Regions from separate parts of the Homo sapiens genome. Here region 1 is linked to region 2. A link is a loop called in an ENCODE intact Hi-C map of the cell type or tissue named here. Cell type or tissue: OCI-LY7. All regions are shown on one strand. Each heading gives the region's core, and the rest is flanking DNA. Links, peaks and the distances in the headings are about the cores only.

Region 1 (8,000 bases), core at 1-8,000, 52 kb after region 2:
CCCGGGGTGACGCCTCTGCAGTGCCCAGTCTTCCTGGAACCCAGGGGTGACGCCTCTGCAGTGCCGTCTTCCTGGAACCCAGGGGTGCTTAAGGCGGGTCTCTGCCTAGACCCCGACCCCAGGCCCCAGGACCCAAGTCAAGCCCAGCAGTGACAAAGGGCTGGGAGATGGAGCTTGGGGGTCAGACAGCTATGGTCTGGGTGCTGGTCCACCCCAGCTTAGCAGGCAGGTTTGGGTCACTAAACGGAGTGACAGTGCCTGACCTCCCAGGGCCAAGGTCAGGTGAGGGCCCCGCGCAGGGCAGGCACCAGTGGGCAGTGGATGTGGCCATGAGGGTGGACCCAGGTGCCCCATTCCCTGGCAGGTGGACAGCACTCACTGTCTCCCCAGGTCTCCACACCAACAGAGGCAGACACCTTGGGCAAACGCTGCCTCGCAGCCTCCCCCAACACTAGGCCCCTCTTATCTCCTCTGCCTGTGGCCCTCGTCTCCTACTGGACCCCTGGGCCTTCACTATGCACTGGAGACAAAGCCACCAAGTCTATCCTGGGCTCAGCACATACCTGCTTCCCTCCCCTACCCCGATCATAGCCCAGGATGGAGATCCCTAGAGGCAGCCGTGCATGGGACGAGGATCGAGCAGGCTCCAGCTCCTGTGGTCTGGGTGCACTCAGTGTCTCCCAGGGAGCCGCGCTTCCAGGCCGTTGAGAGTCCCCCGTGTGGCTCCTGCTCACCTGTTTAGGACATGGCTCAAGGTCGTGGTGGGGCAGACTGCCCAGCTCCTCAGGGTTCCCACTTGCCCCTGGCCTGCCCTCCCCAGTGAGCAGTTTCTTGTCCACAGCCTCTGGGGCTCTAGCAGGCCTCCGTCAGGGCTGAGGATCGCTTGGCATCTGCAGAGGATGTTTCTGCCTCTGGTTCATCCTCCATAGAGCTCCTGGCCTGGGAGCCCCGGCTGGCCAGCATGGGGGTGCCAGCAGACACATCTGTCTCCTGCAGCCCCCCCAGCCAGGAGCTCTTTCACAGCAGCCTCTTTTCTTGGGCAGCGCTGGGCCTGGCACTGGCTGTGGCCTCACAGGCATTCTGAAGCTCGCTTGGGCCTCTCATCTGCCTGGCCCATGGGCTGTGGATGTCCTGGTGAGTGAGCCGTCACTGCCTCGACCATGGGAGCCCCAGCTTAACACCAAGGTGTTCTGAAACAGGGGCGATTGCCACATGTGTCCTTTCCCCCTCCCCAGGCTAGTGGCTTCCCTGGGGCAGGGAGGGACCAGCCCTGTGACATCCTGCCAGGCCTCCCTGACATCTGTCAGAGCCCAGCCTGTGCTCCCAGCAGCTCTCTGAGGGCGACAGTGACTGTGCACCAGTGAAGGCCACAGCCTCCCACGAAGGGGGCTGTCACCAAGGGGGCCCTGTGGCTGCCACCTGAGGATACCCTTCCTCTCTCAGAAGGAGAAAGGGACCCAGGAGGACCCTAATCCACAGGCTGTTGACCCTGGCTCAGGCATGTGTTTTAGGGGGTCCATCTGTGAACCCACGAATTTAATGGAAAGGGTTCTGTGGCTCAGCCCCAGGAGCTTTTCTAGGGAGAGGAAGGGTCCAGGGCCTTGGCAGAGGGTGGGCTCAAAGAGGCCCGTAACCCCAGAGAGGAGAGAGATGCACCCCTAAACACACAGACGCACACACAAGCAAGGGAACTGGATAAAAGTGAGCAATAAAAAAAATCGTTTAAAAAATAAAAGCCCCCACTGCAGGCCCCATCTTCCAGAATCTGTTGCAACAGATTCACCCACGCTGGTTAACGGTATTTGCGGTTTGCAAGATGCTACACGTCCCAGGAAAATGACAGACAAGTTATTATCACCTCTCCGCTGTCCTCCTGCCCAAACCTGCCCGTGCCGGGCACCCAGCTGCCGGGGAGCGAGGAGCGGGCACAAGGAAATTAGCAGCCCCCCGCTGCACCCTCCCCTCACCCACCCCCGCACCAGCCCTGCCAGGCCCAGGGCTCCCAGCCAGGCCGGGCCCATGTTGTACTGGGGCGGGGGAGGAGGGGAAGGAGAGGAGGGTCGGAGAGGAGCCGGCAGCGTGGGGAGGGATGGGCACAGTGGCGTTTGGGCAAACCCTTTCCTGCAAGCAGGACGGTGCACGCACCCTGGGCAGGCAAGTCCAGGCGGCTCCGTGTCAACAGCCGAAGATAAATACGATTTTATCAGCTCGGAATCTGTTGAAACACATCCATCTAGCGGTTCTAGGGAAGGAGAAGGCAGGAGGGGGGCGGCGGAGGGGAAGTGTCTCCACGTGACCTTTCCTATAGAATAGGCTCCACCGGAGTCCTCCTCCTCCTGCCCGTTTTCCACAGGGCCAAGCCCAGGCCTGAAGCCTAGAGGCCTGCTGGGGAGACAGGAGGAAGGAGCTGGGGGAGCGCTGGAGCCGTCCTGGGCTCAGCCACCCTCTAGAAGGACCTGGATCTCTCAGGGCTCCCTTCCCTCCTGTGGCCACCTGTGTCACCCACCCCCAGATGCTGCCAGGGCAGGGGACATCACAGACATCCTCCCCGAGGCCACCCAGCTCCGGCCCGGCTGGGCACCTGGGGTCCAGTTAGTGCCAGGGTGAGGTCTGCCAGGCATGTATGCCCCAAAGGCCATGTGAGCACTGCACTGGGGACACCTGTGGGGAGGAGAGCCAGGCCCAGGACCTTGGTGGCCTTACTGGCCAGAGGGGAGGAGAAGTGCTCACATCGCCTGAGGACAGGGGCCTCCTTGCTCTCCACCCTGAGGCCTGGGCCTCCCTCCGCCACTGGCCCAGGTCGAAGACCTGTCCGTTCTAGGCCGCTCCACACTCCAGTCCGAGCCCCCACTTCCCGGGGTGGGTGGTCCGGCCGCCGCCTGCACCGAGTACCAGGGACAGCTCCCGGCGCGCCCAAGCTCCTCCCCGGGGCGGGGCGGGGCGGGGCATCCACAGTGCTCCCCGCGCCTGGGCCCCCAGGACCTCTTGCAGACGGGAGTCCCTCAGACAGTGCAGAGACGGGAGCACGCACTGGGCCCTGCACCCACTTCGTAGCGCCCTGGCCTGGGACGCCCCACCACGCAGCTTCCAGAGCAAGGATCGCCACTTCACCCTGCCCGGAGACCCAGAGGGAGTGGGGCGGGCTCAGCAGGGCGCTGCTGAGAGGCCGCTGCCTAGGTCTGCGAAATGGGAGCACTGCTGACCCTGAGGCCCAGGCGGGCGGGAGCTCAGGCTCCGCAGAGGACTATGGCCGGGGGTGCTGGGGCAGGGGCCTAGGGGAGGGGCTGCAGGGGCCAGGCAGGAGCTGTGAAACCCCTCACGCTGTTGAGACTCCATGGGGCTGTCAGGGAGCGACGGCTGCCGGGGCCTCTGCCCGCAGGCTTGGTTGCACCCAGAGCCTTACTCCATCTGTGTCCAACTGGCTGAGGAGCCCAGGCGGCCTCCCCTCCCCCTGAGTGTCTGGGGCTCCTTGGTGGATCTAATGACCCCCATCTCAGGCCATGGGCTGTGGCACTAGGGTGGAAGAAGCCTCGGGGGACTCAGCCCCGGAAAGGGAACTGTAGGGAAGCGGGGCCTGTGTGGCTCCAGCCCCCCGCAACCAACACCTCCTCACCTGGTGCTGAGAATAACGAGGGCGCAGTAGCCACTAACACCTGCAGGCCACTGTGTTCCCAGGGGACACGCAGTGAGTCAGAGATGCAGGTGGAGAGGCTTGTGCAGTGGCTAGAGGCATCCCAGCTGACGAGCACAAAGCCAAAACTGCCACCCACAGGGCCGGACCTCAGAGGCCCTTCTCCTTTTGCCGCCCCTGAGACTCTGACCTGAGCCACCCCGGCCGGGGTCTGTTTCAAGGGGGGTCTGCCGCGCCCTCCCTGCTCTGTGGTTTCCCTAGGGAGCGGCTAGGATGGATGGCATTTGTTGAGTACCACCTGTGTACCTCCATCTGCTACACGTTACTGAGGAGAGACGAGGGGGACAGAGCCAGGTGCCTGAATTCCAGGGGGCCTGTGTGCTCTGCACACAAGAGGTGCTCCATAAATGCTCAGCAATGGGCAGCTCGCCCTGCAGGCTGCCCTGGCCTCGGAGAAGCCTGGCGACACGGCTGCCGGCCCTGTGTTCCTCTCCCCTGCTCGGGGCACTGGCAGACAAGAGCCTGCCACCACCTGGCCCCTCCTCCTTCTGTCCCCAACCAGCACAGATGGAGACCAGGCGTGGTGTGTAGCTTCAGGCAGGGCCTTTGTCCAAGAGACCAGTGCCTGGACACAGGCCACTGCAAGTTTGGGCCAAGAGCCCTCCCTGTCTGAGTCTCCTGAGGGTCCGAGTCCCAGAGGGTCTGTGCTGCGAGCTGTTCCCATGTGCCCTGGGGGCAGGGCTACCTGCTTATCCTTCCAAGTGATGCTGTGGGGAGCAAAGGGGGCATTTGTAATGGTGGGGACACTGTACATCAGTGGTCACCTCCAGGGAAGCCAGACTGACCCCACAACAAGGAGACTGCTGTACTTCCCGCTGTGCCCAAGCCTGCAGCTCCGACAGTCCAGGGCAGGCGCCCGCACAGGGGTGGGCTGCTAGCTCTGCAAGGCTGTTTCTGCTTTTCTTTTTTTCTCTTTGTGTGTGTGTGTGTGTGTGTGTGTGTGTGTGTGTGTGTGTGTGTGACGGATTCTCACTTTGTCACCCAGGCTGGAGTGCAATGGTGCGATCTCGGCTCACTGCAACCTCCACCTCCCGAGTTCAAGCGATTCTCCTGCCTCCTGCCTCAGCTTCCTGAGTAGCTGGGACTACAGGCGCCCGCCACCTTGCCTGGCTAATATTTGTATTTTTGGTAGAGACAGGGTTTCACCATATTGGCCAGGCTGGTCGAACTCCTGACCTCAGCTGCCTGCCTTGGCCTCCCAAAGTGCTGGGATTACAGGCGTGAGCCACCGCCCTCAGCCCGTTTCCTGCTTTTCTAAACAGCGCCCAGCCTCCCCTGCAGGGCTGTGCATGATGGTTCCTTCCTGTGTTTTAAACAGGACTGGGGATGGGCGGCTTCCTGCCTAAGGCCCTGTGCCCAAGGTGGGGGTCGCAGGCAGGGGCAGTGGAGCCACTCTGGCTCCAGGGGCTCCAGGTGGACGGAGGACCTAGGAGGGGCCAGCTCTTTGGTATCCAATTCCCATCCTGAGGAGGCCACTGAAGGACCCCCTTCCACTTGTCCCTCCAGCCCCCTCACACCCATGGCAGGGACAGACCAGCGTTCCTGGCTGGGTCTCATTCGGGGAGCCCAAGTAGCTCACCAGAGAGGGGACCGCTCCCACTGCACAGGAACAAGGGCACTCAGGGTGCCGGGGACCCAGGCCCCACCCACCATGGCTCGCAGCCTCCGTCAGCTCCATCTCCCCTGTCTCTTTCCTTTTTCCTTCCTGGCTTTTCGTGTGCCTGCACCTGCCAAGGACCTATGTGGCTCCTGAGAGCCCCTCATGTCCCTTGATGGCCAGAGAGGCAGTACTGGTGGCCAGTGGGGGTCAGGGGGTCAGGGCCCCCTAACTTCCTTGGCAAAGGGAAGACTCCACCTGCAGCTTCCCTGGTTCTGCCAGTAGCTCCCTGTCTCTGACCTCAGTTTCCCCAACTGTTCCACGGTGGAGTGCGATGGGACATTCTCCAGGGCACTTGCGGCTGCAGTGACTTGTGATTCTGAGTCATCGGGGGCTGGTGAGGGGCACAGAGGGCATGGGGTGGCAGCAGAAGTCATTCTCTGAGCCTGAGACTGGGGATCATTCCTGATGGCCCTTTGGGGAGAGAGCATGAGGACTCCCAGCAGGTGACCAGGAGCCAGACGCTTGGGAAATCAGCCAGCTTGGAAGTGAGTGGACGCCCCTGCAGCGGCCTCAGCGGGGTCACTTTTAGAACTCATGAGAGCCGGCCTGGGTCCTCAGATGGGCAGCCGGGCCCTGTGAGGCAAAGAAGCTGGAGGCCTCTGCAGGGGCTGGCTCAGGAAGGGTGTCATCCAGTCCTCCTGCAGCAGGGCCCACGCCAGCTCCAGACAGACCTATTAGCTCCTCGAGTCCCAAGCTGGGGATACTGGGGCTGTGAGCCCAGAGGGGCCCCCAGAGTGGCCAAGACCAAGCCACACAGCTCGGCTGCTCAGACTTGGTGGCCCCAGCAGGAGAGGGTGTCAGAGTCACCAGGGCTGCTGAGGCCATGAGAGGCCTTCACACCAACCCAGAGAGCTCTCTATGGAAGCTTGAATGCATAGTGGGCAACCAGCCCATCACACATTAACCACTTGCTCTGTGCAAATGCCAGAGAAGCCTAGCTCTGGTCTTAAAAACAGATTCAATGCTGCAAACCCACCTCTTCAAAATGCCGCAGTCAGGGACATGGCTTCCACAGGCCTGGCTCCCAGCCCCCGTTCCCGCCCTCACTCTCCAGCAGCCCCTTCTTGCTCTCCTGGCCTTTCTTGTCCCCATCCATAAACCTAAAGCCTCTCTGCCTGACTGCCACCGGCACTCACACCCCTGCTGTCATGGAGCCCAAATGACCCGATGGCTGTGGAGTGGGTGCCAGGGCAGCTGTGCCTGGATTCACGCCTCAAAGGACAGACACCTGGAGGGATTCAGCAGAGGGGCTGCTTGGGGCAGTCTTCATCTGGGGGTTGTGGAAGGGGCACCCATGGGGAGGACGTGGCTCCCAATGGGGGGTGGCCTGGACAGGGGTGCAGTTGGGACCACTGGTCTCACCCGCTCCCTCTCCCCCACTCCAGTACTCCCCGCTCTTGAAGAAACTCTACTGCCAGATCGCCAAGACATGCCCCATCCAGATCAAGGTGTCCACCCCGCCACCCCCAGGCACCGCCATCCGGGCCATGCCTGTTTACAAGAAAGCGGAGCACGTGACCGACGTCGTGAAACGCTGCCCCAACCACGAGCTCGGGAGGGACTTCAACGAAGGTGAGGGCCCCCAGCTCCTCTGCCCACGGTGGCACTTTGCCCAGCATCCCGGACAGCACAGCCGGGGGCTGCCTAACTGGGAGAGAGTGGGGCTGACAGCATGGGCTTAGCCATTCCCCTGCGGAGGGCTTTCAGTGCCTCCACCAGCCCCCATTTTCCCAGTTCTGAGTGGGACCTGGGGGGGCCCATGCTCCTGGGCAGGGGCAAGTGGTCTGGGCAGAGTCTGAGGGGCAGCGGCCTTCTGGGGCCCCAGAGATCCTATGAGTCATAGCCCCTCTCTCCAGTGTGCCTGGCAGGGCCTACGGGCTACCCCAAGGATTAGCAGGAGAATCAGGGGGCAGAGCCACTGGGCAGGCACCCCCAGAGCACAAGGGCTGCCAGCTGGCCTGAGCCTCACCTGGAAGCCCACAGGACTGGGCCTGGTGGTCTCAGTTCTGCTGCGATGCACCTGGCACAGCTGGGCGCCTCTCTGCACCTGGCACAGGGGTGGGCACCTCTCTGCACCTGGCACAGGGCTGGGCACCTCTCTTCACCTGGCATGGGGCTGGGCACCTTTCTTCACCTGGCATGGGACTGGGCACCTCTCTGCATGTGACACAGAGGTGGGCACCTGGCATGGGGCCGGGCACCTCTCTGCACCTGGCATGGGGCTGGGCACCTCTTTGCACCTGGCACAGGGTGGGCACCTCTGCACCTAGCACAGGAGTGGGCACCTCTCTGCACCTGGCATGGGGCTGGACACCTCTCTGTGCCTGGCACAGGGCTGGGCACCTCTGCATCTGGCATGGGGCTGGGCATCTCTGCACCTGACACCGGGGTGGGCACCTCTCTGCACCTGGCATGCAGCTGGGCACCTCTCTGCACCTGGCACTGGGCTGGGCACCTCTGCACCTAACAGGGGTGGGCACCTTTGCAGGTGGCACAGAGCTGGGCACCTCTCTGTGCCTGGCACGGGGCCAGCACCTCTCTGCACCTGACATGGGGCTGGGCACTTCTTTGAACCTGGCACGGGGCTGGGTACCTCTCTGCACCTGACATGGGGCTGGGCACCCTTTGAACCCGGCACAGGGCTGGGCA
Region 2 (9,633 bases), core at 725-8,724:
TTGCCACTCTCCTGGAGCAGCCCCTGAAGGTGGAGACCAGGCACCTGCTGGAGCAGGAACTCTTCCTTCACCGGCTTCTGTTGGGGCCCCAGGATCCTGCAGCTGTGGCATCCACAGGGAGTAAGGCCAGCCACGGAGGTCCTTTCATGTCACCAAGCTGCAGGGGAGGAAAAGTGACATCAGACAGATCAACAGGAGAAAACCCATTTTAATGATATGTCCACGAATGGGAGTCCCACACGGAGATGAAACTGGGGGAAGGGGCCAGATGGCGGAGGCGTCTGCGTCATCCTCAGCTGCAGGAAGATACAGGACTGTGGGGCTGCTGCAGGCTGAACCAGCTATAGCAGGGGAGTTGACTGGTGAATGAAGGTGGTTTCGTCACGCGGACATGCGTCTCTCAGGCGATCAGAGTTACCTGGAGCCGCTCTCCTCCCGGCATAGAGACCTTTACGAATGGAAATGTCTTTCATTTCTCTCCCAGACAGGCAGCTGGGCAGAGCCACTCCTGTGTCTGCAGTTACTCGAAATAATGGATATACCCAAGGCATGTTTGGGGTGGCACATTCTGCCCCCTCAAGCCATGTTTTGGGGTGGGGTGGCGTGTCCTGAGCCCCAACCCAGGTGTCAGGGCTATGGAGGGGACATTGCAAGGGGGCCTAGAGGGGCCTCTATGGGCCTTGGAGATGGAATCAGCTCCCCACCAGGCCCCAGGACAGACCTGGCTGGGGAGCGCAGGGAGGGGTCCCCAGTGTGAGGACAGCATGGGGCTGCCTCTTCCAGCAGCTCCGAGCGCTCTCAGAGAAAAACGAAATTCTCTTTTATAAGAGAAACTTGTCTCTGGTCCCATGTGTTGCCCTTTGGGCACTGGCATGAGTAATCTGAGGGCGGCGCTTTCCTCACTGCAGTGGCATCATACAGATGAGGGCTTTGCTGATCATTATCTGGAAACAGTGATCACTGTCCCATTCACAGATGGGGAGGCTGAAGCCTGGGAGATCAATTCATGCCACCAAGATCAGCTGCAGGCCGGGCCACCCATGCCTGAGGGGAGAAGGGGCCTCTCTTCTTCACGAGGCTGGTGGCTGCGGCACCTACAAAGACAGGTTAACAAGAGGACCCTCTGCCTATCACGAGCCTGGTGGCTGCCGTACCAGTAATGAAAGACAAGTTAACAAGAGGGCCGTGCAGGCTTATTTACGAGAAGTTCCATGTGACACAGGAGCCTTGAGAATGGAACACCCATCGAACCGGGGAACTCTGCATATTTTCCTCCTGGGTTTGTGGGGTGTGGACAGCACGGAGCGTGATGAAAGGATACAGGCGGCTGGGCGTGGTGGCTCACGCCTGTAATCCCAGCACTTTGGGAGGCTGAGTCGGGCGGATCACTAGGTCAGGAGATCGAGACTATACTGGCTCACACGGTGAAACCCCATCTCTACTAAAAAATACAAAAAATTAGCCAGGCGTGGTGGCGGGCGCCTGTAGTCCCAGCTACTCGGGAGGCTGAGGCAGGAGAATGGCGTGAACCAGGAAGGTGGAGCTTGCAGTGAGCCAAGATCGTGCAACAATGCGAGACTCCATCTCAAAAAAAAAAAAAAAGAAAGAAAGAAAGGATACAGACATCCTGAACCGGGGGCTGGGGCCAGGTCTGAAGGCTCTGATCTTCCTTTCTTCTGGGTCTAGGGCACATGAGGGTCTGTGACCTAATTCAGAGGAAGGCCAGAGAACTCTTTTATGGCCTGCCTCAGGGTGACAGGGAGCAGGAGAGAGCATACCTGCTTTCCCTGGCTTCTCAGATGCCACCGTGCCAGGTTTTGGGGTAGTGGTATGTCTTGAGCCCAATCAGTACCCTGGGGGTCGTGGCCGGCCCCCCTCCCTCCATGCCACAGGCTCTCTGGAGAGGCCACTGCTGTATCCCCACTGTGAGCTCGATCTGAGCTGCCTATGGGACCACACCTGAGAACCCCCAAGGGTGGCACTGGCAGACTTGAGGTGCCCAAGTGAGGCTGGTGCAGCCCCTCTGCCCTGCCAGTCTGGGCACGGGCCCCTGGGCATCGCGACTCCTACCTTCCTACCAGCCCAGATGCAGGGCCTGAGCCGGCAGGGCTTCCACCCAGCCCAGGGTGTGTCCCCCTACCAGAGGCGCTGCATTGGATAGGAAGGACCCACCTGTTTCCCTGCCCAGTACCAGCTGGCAGGCCCCCCGTGGCTCAGGGTGCCTGTGAGGAGGGGTGGGGGCTCTAATTGCTCACCTGCTGCTCTGAGGTGTCAGGCAGGGTTGGGGGTGGCACCTGGGGAAGGCTGGGCTGAGGGGGCAGGCTGCCCCTCCTGCAGGAGAGGTGCAGTATTTCACTGGGTCCTTTGGAAAGGGCAGGGAAGCTCCTGCTCGCCCGTACTGCACCATTTCCTGTGATCTTAGCAATGACTTCCTGGCTCCATTTTCTCCACCAGTCCGAATACATGAGCCAGACCCGCAGCTTTCTCTTCCACAGCCTCCTGGCCTCCGGGTCCACCTGGGTGGTGCCCACCCGCCAGACTGGGGCCTGGTGGTTGTAGGGGACGGGGAGCAGCCTTGCTTCAGTGTGGGTCATTCCTGACTGTGAGATGGTTGGGGGGCAGGGGTTGTAGAGTCTGTGGGAGGCCTCGGCTGGGCCTCAGAGAGGGGTATCTCTTCTGCAGAAAACCCAGCCACCCTTACCAGATGCGGTCAGGCTACAAAGGGAAGATGTGCTCCCTCTTTAGAGGCAGGTGATTCCTGTGAATCCGATGACCGAGATAAGGTGCACGATTCAGTGGGCAAGGCAACTCACCATCCTCTCTTTATGGTCCTCGCAATTTGCACCATGCACAATGCAGGGTGAAGTCAGCCCCCAAATTACAGAGGAAAGACTCTGCGGTCTTTGTCAGTTAAACAGGAGATGCAAACTCCAAGCTAGTTAATGAGCTGTGATCGGCCACGCTCACGATTCAGTGCAGGTCTCTCCTTCCTGCTATCACAGTCTTTGCCGGCTGCATCATGACTACCAACCAGTCCCCTCATAATTACAAGAGTCTCCTGTCATGTTTTCTTCTGGAGCGAGGCATGCTCCAACTTGCTTCTGGGTTCTTAATTTTTGATCAGGGACGGCTCCTTGACTAATTATTTGGCAGTAATGAGGGAGGACAGATCGAGTTGTGAAAGTCCCCCCCAAGCTTTTAGAAGGAAGCTGCAAATTAAAAAATGAGGTATTGGTAAACAGGATGCTAATTGGATTAATATGAAAATGATGAATTCTGATAAAAATAGCAAAATACACCGTTGTAAGATTGAGGCCAGTATAACTCCAAGAATTCATTGTCTAATGTTCAGCTGGTCAGTCTGGTCTTTGAAAGTATTAGAATAACAGAAAGAGTCTACTCTTGACGATGAAGTATACGGTTAGTAATTTATGCAAAACAGAACTTTAAAACCGGAAGGACTTGATATGAGTGGGGTGCATGGAAATCATTCGTATTTTGAAGTTTCATAACTCTGACCCCTAGGTCCTTTGGTTTGTCTCTCTTTTCTTTTTTTTTTTTTTTTAGACAATTTCTCTCTCTGTCACCCAGGCTGGAGTGCAGTGGCATGATCTTGGCTCACTGAAACCTCCACCTCCCAGGTTCAAGCGATTCTCCTGCCTCAGCCTCCTGAGTGGCTGGGATTACAGGCATGAACCACCGTGCCCGGCCTTTTTTTTTTTTTTTTTTTTTAAGAGACAGAATCACCAGGCAAGGTGGCTCACACCTGTAATCCCAGCACTTTGGGAGGCCAAGGCAGGTGGATCACCAGGTCAGGAGTTTGAGACCAACCTGGCCAACATACAGTGAAACCCCATCTCTACTAAAAATACAAAAATTAGCTGGGTATAGTAATTCCAGCTACTTGGGAGGCTGAGGCAGGAGAATCGCTTTTGAAGCCAGGAGGCGGAGTTTGTGGTGAGCTGAGATCGCACCATTGTACTCCAGCCTGGGCAACAAGAGCAAAACTCTGTCTCAAAAAAAAAAAAAAAAAAAAAAAAAAAGAGAGAGAGAGAGAGAGAATCTCACTCTGCAGCCTAGGCTGGTGTGCAGTGGTGCAGTCACAGCTGACCACAGCCTCCAACTGCTGGGCTCAGGCCATCCTCTTGCCTGTGTCCTGAGTAGCTGTGACCATAGACACACACCACCACATCCAGTTAATTTAGTTTTGTTGTTTCTTGCTTTTAGAGACAGGGTCTTGCTATGTATCCCACACTAATGAATGTAAAATCTTAAAATGGTGCCTGGTGCAGAGTAAGCTGTGTGTTGGTGGGGTGTAATTATGGGTCATATTGACAGTTTCACTTCTGCGGCATGCCCTCAGGAACTCACTGATGCACACAGAGGGACCTGCTGGCAAATACTGAAGAGCTGTGGGGAGAAAGGAAGGGGTCTGACAGTGAAGGTGGGTGCGTGGGCGGGGGGCTTTTAATGGTCCCTCTGCTGGCTCCCTCCCCACCACCTCCTGCCCACCTCCCTGGCCTTGGCTGCAGGCTAGGGTGCCCTTTGACCTCAAAGAGGCCTGTCCTGTGTGTCTCACTGAGCAGGAACAAACCGTCCCAGAAGCCCTTCAGCTCGGAAGTGAGTAAGCATTGGCGGTGGGGATGGTGCTCTGAGCAGACGCGACTCAGTGCCATGCGGGCGTCTCTCCCAGGGCGGCTTTCAGACTGACCCCCAAACAGAGGGCTCAGAAAAGATGTTTTTCAATGAGGGACATTTATGGTTGGCAAAAAAAAGTGGCTCCCCAAAGGTCTTCACGTCCCAATCCCCAGAACCCGTGTCTATGTTATTTCCCATGGCAAAGGGGACCGTGATTCAGCTATTTTGAGATGGGGAGGCCATCTGGCAGGATCCAGGTGGGTCCAGTGTCATCAGGGGGCCCCACAAGAGGGGTGAGAGAGGGAGCTGATGATGGAGGCAGAGGTTGGAGGGATGCATTTCAGAGATGGAGGAAAGTGTCACATGCCAAGGAATATGCCTGCGGAAGCAGGAGAGGACGGGGAGGTAGGGATTGTCCCAGGGCCTCCAGAACCAAGAGAAGACAGGGGAGTAGGGATTCTCCCAGGGCCCCCCAAAGACAGGAAGAGGGGGAAATGTATTCTCCCGGGGTCTCCAGAAGCAGCCAGCCCTGCCCGCAGTTTGGCTTTAGCTCCCTGGTACCCATCTCGGACTCTGACCTACAGAACTGTAAGAGAGTAAATTTATCTCATTCTGTGCTGCTCATTGTGTGGTCATTGGTTACGGCAGCCACAGAAAACAGACAGTGCGCACATCCGCATGGTCCCCTCTCCAGCTCTTGCCTGATAGGCATAAACGAGGGCAGCTGGGCGCGGTGGCTCACGCTTGCAATCCCAGCACTTTGGGAGGCCGAGGCGGGTGGATCATGAGGTCAGAAGATTGAAACTATCCTGGCCCACATGGTGAAACCCCGTTTCTACTAAAAATACAAAAAATTAGCCAGGCGTGGTGGCACGTGCCTGTAGTCCCAGCTATTCAGGAGGCTGAGGCATGAGAATCGCTTGAACCTGGGAGGCAAAGGTTGCAGTGAGCCAAGATGGAGCCACTGCACTCCAGCCTGGGCGACAGAGAGAGATTCTGTCTCAAAAAAAAAAAAAAAGAAAGAAAAAAAGTAAAAAAGAAAAAAAGGAAATAAACAAGGGCTTGCCCTGTAGTTCACATCTGGACCACCCAGCTTAAAATAGGGCAGGGGAGTTCAGGAATAGCTTTGCAACCCTTGTGTTACGGTGCACAGGTGTGCAAAAATTCTCCTTGAACTCCCCCTTCAGTGTCCCCCCAGGGCTCATGGCCACTGTCACTCTGTGCTAGTTGCTCTTCAGACCAGGGAACAGACTTGGCCATGGCTATGGCCAGGGTCCAGCTGCTATTGCTCCTCCTGTCACCCACCCACCTTTTGTCTCCAACAAGGATGTTGAGAGGAGCCAGGCACCAGCCTCCCTGGGTTCAGGTCTTTCCTCTCCCCTCACTTTCCTATGAACTAGGGGTGGGGGAGGAGGAGTGCCTGCCAGGAGGTCACTGCAGCCAAGGAACCCAAATTGGTGTGCTTGAGAATGACCCATGGATACACTTTCCAAAGAGTCACCCGGCTGCGATGAGGGGCCATCTCCCCTCCTGGAGCCAACAGCCATGAGTAGCTGTCACACACATCCGTGCAGCACCTAGACACACATCCGTGCTGTCCACTCCGTGCTGCTGCAATTGTGGGGGAGGAAGGTGGCACAGTGGCAGCGACACACACTTCCCTCTCCAAAATTGGGGCGGGGCTCCTCAAAATCCTCTGACCAGCATTAAAGATTCAGAATTTGATATTATGGCTGCATATAATGTTGAATTATCTGAACTTGCTGCACGTGTGTGTGTGTGTGTGTGTGTGTGTGTGTGTATTGTTGGTAGGACCAAAACGGTTAATTATCAGCAATTTCATGGTTTGACCTAATATTTTAAAAGAGAGGTTCTTACCTGCTGGAAGCATGTACTGGTGTATTACGGATGAGACGGTCTCATAGGTGGAATTTGCTGTGAAATGCCCCAGGAAACAAAAAGCCAGAGGTCAGAGTGATGAGAGCTGGGGACGGGTGGATGGGTTCCTGGGCCGTTCCCTGTAGTGCTGAGTGTGCTTGGAAGTGTCCACAATGAGGAGTAGAAACGAGTACAAAGCTGGGTGGAGACAGCCCTGTCCTGGCTGCCCTGAGCTCGGCCCTGTCAGTCGCCTTGAGGAGGGTTGGGGGGAGCAGGGATGCAGGGTGGCGCGTGCATGCCAGGTGGCAGGCGGCAGGTGCTGGCTCCAGGCCCGTCTCCAGCCCCAGGGCTCCAGGCCATGCTCCGCCCCCAGCTGCCCTGCAGCTCCAGGCCGGCCACGCTGCCGCCTAGTTTCGCAACTCCAATGTCATCACCTAGGTGACAGGGACGCTGCTGCCACCGCCCGCCTGCGGGAGCCAGGAGCCAGCCGAGGGCCACTTCCACCTGGCCCCACCGACCCTCCGGGGCCCAGGCTTAGCCAAGGTAGGCTTGGGCTTGGCTCGCCCTCCTCTCGGCCTGAGTCGGGGGGAGTCTCCTTGCCACCGTGGGTGCAGTGGCTCCGGGGGCCCACCCTGGGGTGCAGAGAGCCCCTCTACGGCCTCCCAGGAGGCGGCTTGGAAATGCAGTACTGTTCAGGCCAGGGTGGGGAGGCCTTGCCCACAGTTCTCCTGATGGGACAAGCCACAGCTCTGGGGAGCCATCTGCCCCAAGTGGCACATCAGGGCTCCTCGTGTGACCCTAGGATCGGGGGCAGAAGTGGCTCTGGTACCGCCACCTCCACCCCTTGGACCCACCAGGAGCTCTTTCCACTTCCTGCCAAGGAGGCGCAGAGTGACTGCCCCAGCCTGGCACGTCCGGGGGCTTCCCGGCTGGGGGCCGCCATCCTCAGCCTCACACAGCTGATCCAGAACCTCCCAGTTCTCCCCAGCCCCCTCACTCTTTTGTGGCCCCGGAGCCTCTCCCGGCAACAGCAAGCCATGCCCCGGCCTCCCCGGCACTCACGCAGCTACTCCCAAGCCTGACCATGACGTGGACGGCAGGAAGGGGCTGGGCATGTCCTGTTCCTTCTGCCTGGGTCCTGCTTCCAGGGCTGGACTCCCAGGCTGGGGAATCCTCAGGGACCCATCAAACTGGGGGACAGGGGAGGGGCTTGTGGGGATTTGCTGTGAGGAGGGCAGAGTGTGTACGTGGCAGTGCCTGCGGACACATGTGTGCGCATATGTGAATAGGTGTGTCCATGTGCATGTATGTGCAAGTGTGTTGCTAGAGGTGAGAGGGTGGGTAGGGAAACTGAGTGACCAGCTCCTCCCTGAAGCCTTGGGGGAATGTCCGAGGGGCCAGGGCCTCTGGATCCTGTTCCCTTGGCTCTTTGCAAAGTCTCCAGCCTGGCCTCCTGGATGGGCATGTGGCTCGGGGGGCGAGACCATGGGCTCTTCCTGGCTTGCTGTGTCGCTCTGGGTGCGTTTTACACCACTCTGAGGATCTCTCTGCTCATCCCTAAGGCAGGGATGATGATGGGGCCAGGGGACCACATGGGCACAGGTAAGGCAGGGATGATGATGGGGCCGGGGGACCACATGGGCACAGGCTTCTGGAATGTGGGTGTCGTCTCCCTGGGGTCCCGCAGTCTGAACTCAAGACTCAAGAGCCCCATGTCCAGGTGGGGATGTACAGGAGCCCCTTAGAAGTGGGGAAGAAGGCCAGGCGTGGTGGCTCACATCTGTAATCCCAGCACTCTGGGAGGCTGAGGCGGGTGGATCAACAGAGGTCAGGAGTTCGAGAGCAACCTGGCCAACATGGTGAACCCTGTCTCTACTAAAAATACAAAAATTAGCTGGGCGTGGTGGCGCACACAGCTGTAATCCCAGCTACTGGGGAGGCTGAGTCAGAAGAATCATTTGAACCTGGAAGGCGGAGGTTGCAGTGAGCTGAGATCGTACCACTGCACTCCAGCCTGGGTGACAGAGCGAGACTCTATCTCAAAAAAAATAAAATAAAATAAAAAAGATAGGAAAAGAAAAAGAAAAAGTGAGGAGAAATGAGGAGGAAGTCGAGCAATTTAACCCCAAATGGTGCTTCTCCAGCAGTCACTCTGTTCCTGTCCTGACCTGACCTGCTGGGCCCCGCCCGCTCAAACCAAATCATGGATTCTGTCATCGCTTCTTCACGGAGCACCTACTGTGTGCCAGGCGGGTGCTGGGGCTGCAGCGCAGAGAGCAGTCAGGGCTTGGTGGTCTGGCCCGCAAAGAGTCAGCATGTGAATGTCTCTCCATGCGATGGGTGCTGGGAGGGAGGAGCCCTGGCAGGTCTGGGGAAGACCAGCGTCTCTTAAATGGGGGTGCGCGGGCCCTGAGGAGTGAGGCTTCCTGACAGCCGTCCCTCGTGGGTGCCATGCTGGTCAGAGTGGGGTCTGGCTGCACAGCCTCCCTCAGGGCTGGGCTGGAAGCACAGGTCGGCTGGCACCTGTCCAGGTTTCAGGGTTCCAGGGCTCCAGCTGGAACTGCCTCAGGGATGGCAGGGGTGGGCCTGTCCCTGGAGAGGCGTGGGGTGTGGGAGCTGGGAGCGTGACGGGAAGCAGCCCCCTCAGACCTGGAGTAGCATGGAGCCTAGGATCCATTGTGACCTTGGTGGTCCTGTACCCTGTCCAGCTCCAGTTGCTGTTCCTGCCTCTCCCTGACCTACTGGCTGCCCAGGCTGCCCCTTGGCCGAGCTCCACCATGGCCAGTGCCCCTCCATTCGCTTGTGAGTCCCACAAGATCACAGCCCTGCCCAGGGCCTAGGCAGCTCTTGGGCTGACCCAGCCATCGTCGGGAGCCCCCTTCGTGACGGGGGCAAAGGCTGGATCGTTGTCTGCCCTGCAGGAGCCGGGGCCTCCAGAGGACGGGCTGCCTGGCGGGAAGGTGGAGCTCACCGGAGCCCAGCCTAAGCCAGCTGTGGTGCTTCTGAGATGTGCGGCCCTGGGCAGGCTGCTCGCCCTCTCGGGGCCTCTGGGAACACCTGGGGACTTCCCGCTGGGTTCCTCTGAGGATTGAATGAGCTTGAAAATATGGAGGATTT

The links. A loop is a pair of places that touch in the nucleus more often than their neighbours do. Peaks named below come from ENCODE experiments on the same cell type or tissue, not always from the same donor. Only the 100,000 strongest peaks of a DNase experiment are listed, where the experiment ranks them.
Region 1: a loop joins it to region 2, with 5 times the contacts of the local background. A loop is called at or near these places in 8 of 110 quality-filtered maps.

Annotation. Positions count from the first base shown.
Region 1 is chr1:3,715,285-3,723,284 of GRCh38, forward strand. TP73 (tumor protein p73) reads left to right here. Exons shown (of 14, transcript NM_005427.4): 5 at 6,737-6,923. Among named protein-coding and RNA genes, the nearest start is that of TP73-AS2, 5.0 kb to the left of the region's middle. RefSeq lists enhancers at 2,577-3,136, 3,137-3,696, 4,817-5,375, 5,376-5,935, 5,936-6,494. In OCI-LY7, for the core only: no CTCF peak of the experiment used is centred there; DNase peaks (open chromatin) are centred at 2,927, 3,687, 4,167 and 4,977; H3K4me3 peaks cover 1,083 bases; H3K27ac peaks cover 516 bases.
Region 2 is chr1:3,662,109-3,671,741 of GRCh38, forward strand. The region is part of intron 1 of TP73 (tumor protein p73); the gene reads left to right. It overlaps TP73-AS3 (TP73 antisense RNA 3), which reads right to left and starts at 6,837. Exons shown (of 3, transcript NR_187362.1): 1 at 6,517-6,837; 2 at 45-157. RefSeq lists an enhancer at 4,369-4,618. In OCI-LY7, for the core only: no CTCF peak of the experiment used is centred there; DNase peaks (open chromatin) are centred at 4,343, 4,613, 5,303 and 5,783; H3K4me3 peaks cover 1,015 bases; H3K27ac peaks cover 1,922 bases.